Linked DNA regions of Homo sapiens: region 2 is linked to region 1. A link is an interaction called in ENCODE POLR2A ChIA-PET data of the cell type or tissue named here. Cell type or tissue: PC-9. All regions are shown on one strand. Each heading gives the region's core, and the rest is flanking DNA. Links, peaks and the distances in the headings are about the cores only. Region 1 overlaps SHKBP1 (SH3KBP1 binding protein 1). Region 2 holds the start of HIPK4 (homeodomain interacting protein kinase 4).

The links. ChIA-PET counts read pairs that join two places held together with the same protein. Peaks named below come from ENCODE experiments on the same cell type or tissue, not always from the same donor. Only the 100,000 strongest peaks of a DNase experiment are listed, where the experiment ranks them.
Region 2: POLR2A ChIA-PET joins it to region 1 with 7 read pairs; 2 of 35 experiments call an interaction of 5 or more read pairs at or near these places.

What each region holds. Positions count from the first base shown.
Region 1 is chr19:40,584,492-40,587,398 of GRCh38, forward strand. SHKBP1 (SH3KBP1 binding protein 1) reads left to right here. Exons shown (of 18, transcript NM_138392.4): 13 at 2,283-2,453. Among named protein-coding and RNA genes, the nearest start is that of SHKBP1, 9.1 kb to the left of the region's middle. In PC-9, for the core only: no CTCF peak of the experiment used is centred there; a DNase peak (open chromatin) is centred at 1,410; H3K27ac peaks cover 1,792 bases.
Region 2 is chr19:40,387,786-40,390,692 of GRCh38, forward strand. HIPK4 (homeodomain interacting protein kinase 4) reads right to left here and starts at 2,396. Exons shown (of 4, transcript NM_144685.5): 1 at 1,653-2,396. The coding sequence starts at 2,117. RefSeq lists enhancers at 1,749-2,298, 2,299-2,848. In PC-9, for the core only: no CTCF peak of the experiment used is centred there; no DNase peak of the experiment used is centred there.

The sequences.
Region 1 (2,907 bases), core at 188-2,687:
TTCACAAGGTTGTACAACTATCACCATGAACAAATTCCAGAGTATGTTCATCACCCCCGTAAGAAACCCCCTGATCTTTAGCAGTAACTCCACATTTCTCACTTCTGATACCCTCTAGAAATCACTAATATGCTTTCTCTTTTTGTTTGAGACAAGGTCTCGCTCTGCTGCCCAGGCTGGAGTGCAGTGGCATGATCTCAGCTCACTGCAATCTCTGCCTCTTGGGTTCAAGCGATTCTCATGCCTCAGCTTCCTGAGTAGGGGAGGATTACAGGTGTGCATCACCATGCCTGGCTAATTTTTCTACTTTAAGTAGAGACTGGGTTACGCCACGTTGGCCAGGCTCAATATGCTTCCTATACCTATGGATTTGCCTGTTCTGGACAATTCCTGTAAATGGGATCATACATTATATGGTCTTTTGTGTCTGCATTTTTCACTTAGCATATTTTTTTAAATGGTTAGTGTTTTCTGGGTCTTAAGATATCCTTACCTATTCTAGGTTACAAAGATCTTCTCCTGAATTTCTTCTAGAAGATTTACAGTTTAGTTTTTACATGGAAGTCTGTTCTATCAGAAATTAAATTTTATGTATGGTGTGAAGCAGGGATTATTCTTTTTTAAAAAAAAATAGAGACAGGGTCTTGCTCTGTTGCCCAGGCTAGAGTGCAGTGGCATGATGTGAGTTCTCTGCCACCTCCGCCACTCGGGCTCAAGCGATTCTTCTACCTCAACCTCCTGAACAGCAGAACCACAGGCATGCATCACCACACCTGTCTAATTTTTGTATTTTTTTGTAGAGACAGGGTTTTGCCATGTTGCCCAGGCTACTCTTGAACTCCTGGGCTCAAGTGATCCTCACACTTTGGCCTCCAAAGTGCTGGAAATACAGACTTGAGTCACTGTGCTTGGCCATAGCTGCTGCTGCTGCTTTTCTTTTTTTTTTAAAGCAGAAATAAGTTAATAATACACCTAACTTCATGACACATTATCACCTTTCTTCTTTGTAAGGCCCTTTTCTTATTTCTTTTTTTTCTTTCTTTCTTTTTTTTTTTTTTTGTCTTTTCCTGAGACAGAGTATCGCTCTGTCATTCAACCCAGGCTGGAGTGCAATGGCGCAATCTCAGCTCACTACAACCTCTGCCTCCTGGGTTCAAGCAATTCTCCAGACTCAGCCTCCCAAGTAGCTGGGATTACGGGTGCCTGCCACCATGCCCAGCTAATTTTTGTGTTTTTAGTAGAGGCAGGGTTTTGCCACGTTGGCTAAGCAAGTTTTGAACTCCTGGGATTCTCCTCTCGTCGTCTCCCAAAGTGCTGGAATTACAGGCATGGGCTGCTGCACCCGGCCTCTTTCTTATTTCACTTACTTACTCATTTCCTCCTCATCTCCCTTCCCGCCACATGCCACTATTATGTCATTTTTCTTTGTTTTTTGAGACAGTCTCGCTTCGTCACCTAGGCTGGAGTGCAGTGGCGCAATCATAGCTCACTGCAGCCTCACCCCCTGGGCTCAAGTGATCCTCCTACTTCAGCCTCTTGAGTAGCTGGGATCATAGGTGAATGCCATCACACCCAACTAGTTTTTTAAAAATCTTTTGTAGAGATGAGGGTCTCACTATGTTGCCCAGGCTGGCCTCAAACGCCTGGCCTCAAGCAATCTTCCTGCCTCGGCCTCTGTTCTCTGTTTTACTTTCTCTTTCCTCTCTTATTTGCTGTTTCACTGTTACAATTTCTGTCTCTGGGCCTCTCCTCCTTTGACCTGTGCCTTTGTCTCCCTGTTCCTCCATTTCCCACATCTCATCACCATCTTTTTGTGTCCTTCCCTCTCTCCTTGCTTTCTGACTGTGTCTCTGTTCTGTGTCTCTTTCTTTCTTTCTTTCTTTTTTTTTTTTTGAGACAGAGTCACATTCTGTCATGCAGGCTGGAGTGCAGTGGCGTGGTCTTGGCTCATTGCAACCTCTGCCTCCTGGGTTCAAGCAATTCTCATGCCTCAGCCTTCTGAGTAGCTGGGATTACAGGTGCGTACTACCACCACCAGCTAATTTTTGTATTTTTACTAGAGACAGGGTTTCAGCACGTTGGCCAGGCTGGTCTTGAACGCCTGACCTCAAGCGATCCACCCGCCTCAGCTTCCCAAAGTGATGGGATTACGGCGTGAGCCACCGTGCCCGGCCTCTCCTTGCTTTCTGACTGTGTCTCTGTTCTGTGCCTGTTTCTTTCTCCCTGCCCTGGTTTCTGTCTCTGTGGCCCAGGCCCTCTCCTCATCCTTGGCCCCTCACCAGGTGACAGTGGGAACTGGATCGAGATCGCCTATGGCACCAGCTCAGGGGGCGTGCGGGTCATCGTGCAGCACCCGGAGACTGTGGGCTCGGGGCCTCAGCTCTTCCAGACCTTCACTGTGCACCGCAGCCCTGTCACCAAGATCATGCTGTCGGAGAAGCACCTCATCTCAGGTGAGCCTCTGTGGGGTGCTCCAGTGCTGGGAGAGACAGCTCAGATGGGAGTGTGGAGACAGGAGGATGAGAATTTCCACTGGGGAGGGACATTGTGTAGGAAGAGAGCTCTGGCGGAGAGGATTGACCTGGGATGGGACTGTAATTGCAGAAGTGAGAGAATACCATAGGGGATCAGTCTGGGGAAGAGTGAATCTGTGTGTGTTTGGGAATCCATCAATTCAGCAACGATTTACGGGGCACCCACCATGTGCCAGGCATAGGGGATACAGTGATGAACAAGACAGGCCAAGTCCCTGCCCTCGTGGAGCTGACATTCTAGCAGCGATGGCAGACAATAAATCTATAAAAATGGACATCAATGGCCAGCTGCGGTGGCTCACACCTATAATCCCAGAACTTTGGGAGGCCAAGGCGGGTAGATTACTTGAGGTCAGGAGTTCGAGACCAGCCT
Region 2 (2,907 bases), core at 94-2,593, 200 kb before region 1:
TTCCTTCTCTGAGTTTTTCTGCTTTTCATTCAGCCATTTCTCAGTTTTTTGTTTTTGTTTTGTGTTGAGACAGAGTCGAGCTCTGTCGCCCAGGCTGGAGTGCAGTGGCGTGATCTCAGCTCACTGCAAAACCTCTGCCTCCCAAGTTCAAGTGAGTCTCCTGCCTCTGCCCCCCAACTAACTGGGATTCCAGGTATGTGCCACCACGCCTAGCTAATTTTAGTTTAGTTTTTTTTTTTTTTTTTCTGAGACAGAGGGACTTCCTCTGTCGCCCAGGCTGGAGTGCAGTGGCGTAATCTCAGCTCACTGCAACCTCTGCCTCCCGGGTTCTAAGCGATTTATCTGCTTCAGCCTCTGGAGTAGCTAGGATTACAGGTGCCCGCCACCACACCCGGCTAATTTTTATACTTTTAGCAGAGACGAGGTTTCACCATATTGGTCAGGCTGGTCTTGAACTCCTGACCTCAGGTGATCCACCCGCCTCGGCCTCCCAAAGTGCTGGGATTACAGGCGTGAGCCACCGCACCTGGCCATCCCTCACCTTTCACTTGCAGAAAGCAGTATCATGAAATGGTTATTAATTGCTATTCTGATCCCAGAGTGCCAGGGCTTCAGTACCCAAGAGGCTGAGTGACCCTGGGCACTTAGTCTATGTTTGTGGAATGAATTCATTCCTTCCACAGAGACAGTGGGGGTGATAATGCCGGCCAGGTGCTGTGGATCCGTCCTGTCTGTCCCCTGCTGTGTTTGTGGAAGTCCCTGCTTCCCTGGGTCTCTGTCCTTCCACCTCTTGGGGCAGAATAATCCACCTTTTTCTGTCTCTGTGTCTCTGGCAAGCATTCATTTAGCACTGGCTCCATGACTGCAGTGCTGGGAGATGTCAGGGACACAGCGATGATTAAGTCAGCCCCAGCCTTGCCCTCAGGGTGCCCCTGGTTCAGAAGCATCCAGACAGTATCAAACTCAAAAGCAGACAGAGGACTGGGCATGGTGGCTCACACTTGTAATTCCAGCACTTTGTTGAGGCCAAGGTGGGCAGATTGCTTGAACTCAGGACTTTGAGACCAGCCTGGGCAACATGATGAAATCCTGTTTCTACCAAAAAACACAAAAATTGGCTGGGCGTGGTGGCTCACGCCTGTAATCCCAGCACTTTGGGAGGCTGAGGCAGGTGGATCACAAGGTCAGGAGTTTGAGACCAGCCTGGCCAACATGGCGAAACTCCATCTCTACTAAAAATACAAAAATTAGCCGGGCATGGGTGGCGGGCACCTGTATTCCCAGCTACTCAGGAGGCTGAGGCAGGAGAATCGCTTGAACCCGGGAGGCGGAGGCAGTGAACCAAGATCATGCCATCATCACCCCGTCTCTGATAAGTACAAAAAAAAAATTAGCTGGGCGTGGTGGCGCATCCCTGTAATCCCAGCAACTCGGGAGGCTGAGGCAGGATAATCACTTGAACCCAGGAGGCGGAGTTGCAGTGAGCTGAGATTGTGCCACTGCACTCAAGCCTGGGTAACAGAATGAAACTCCGTCTCAAAAATAATAATAATAATAATTTTAAAAAATTAAAAAAAAAATCTAGGGCTGGAAGAAGCTGGGAAAAAGACAAGGAACTAGGGACGCAGCCACCCTAGACGACCCCTACTCACCTTGACCCTGAAGGGGCAGCGGGTCTGGTCCACCAGCATGATGTTCTCAGGCTTGAGATCAGCGTGGATGATAGCCAGCTCCTTGAGCCGGGCCAGGGCTGTGAGCACCTGCAGGGTGACTGTACGGATGTGGCGGGCGGGGAGGGGCGCGAAGTTGTTCTCCTTCTGGAACTCGAAAAGGTTTTGCTCCAGCAGCTCAAAGACCAGGTAGAACTTGAGGGCGTCATGGAAGAACTCAAGGAAGCGGATGACGTGGGCCTCTTCAGGGTCTAGGCCTCGCATGCAGTGCAGCAGCTTCAGCTCGTTCTTGATGATGCGGTTGCGGTAGGCGTCATTCTTGAGGATCTTGATGGCCACCATCTCGCCCGTGCTCCGCCGCCAGCCCTTGGCTACCTCCCCGAAGGTCCCCTTGCCCAAGACCTCGATGATGTCGTAGCAGTCAGTCTCCGACTGGATGGTGGACATGGTGCCGCTGCTGCCAGACACCGCCCTGCCCAGGCCCCTGTACCACTGGCTCTGCCGCCCAGGCCTCCCGCCTGGCTGCTGACACAGCAGGCCCCCCAGTGGGGGAAAGAGAACCGCACTCGTGTCTCCTCCTATGAGGTTGGCCCCTGCTTCCCTGGCACCCCCAAACCCCCAGGCCACACTGTCAGTCTGCCAGGGGCTGCACCCCTCCCCAGAAACCCTCCTGGCTTGGGATGAGGGGCCCCAGGCCCCACCGAATGGGTTCCAGCGCTGTTGAGTGGCTCTGGTTCTGTTGTTGGAGACCTGAGCCCTGGCTGGAGTGGGGGTGGGGTACCAGGCTGGGCCCCCTCCCCCGCCCAGTGGCGGAATCTTGCAAAGACCAAACAGGTGAAGTGTTGACAGAGGGGGGTCTAATCGTGGGCCTTGGGCATACAGGAATGGGGATAAGGCAGGAGTGAGGAAAGGTGGGCTTCTTGAGCTTGGGAGATGTGATGTGTGTGTGTCTGTGTTCAGAAAACTCCTGTCCCAGTCTGTGGCTACTGTGGGGTGAGGTTGTAAAAGGCCCTGAATGCCAGGCTAAGGAGTTTGGATTCTGTTCTGAGGGCACTGGGGAGCCACAGAAGGGCTTTGAGCAGGGGAGGGCAGGGTCAGATATGAGTGTCAGAAAGTTACTGTATGAAAAGGGATAGGTTGGAGCGGGTAAGAGTGGAAGCCCCAAGCCAGGGAAAGAGTCCAGGACAGGGCACAGATGGGAGAGGTTGGGGAGGAGAGGGCGAGGCCAATGGATGAG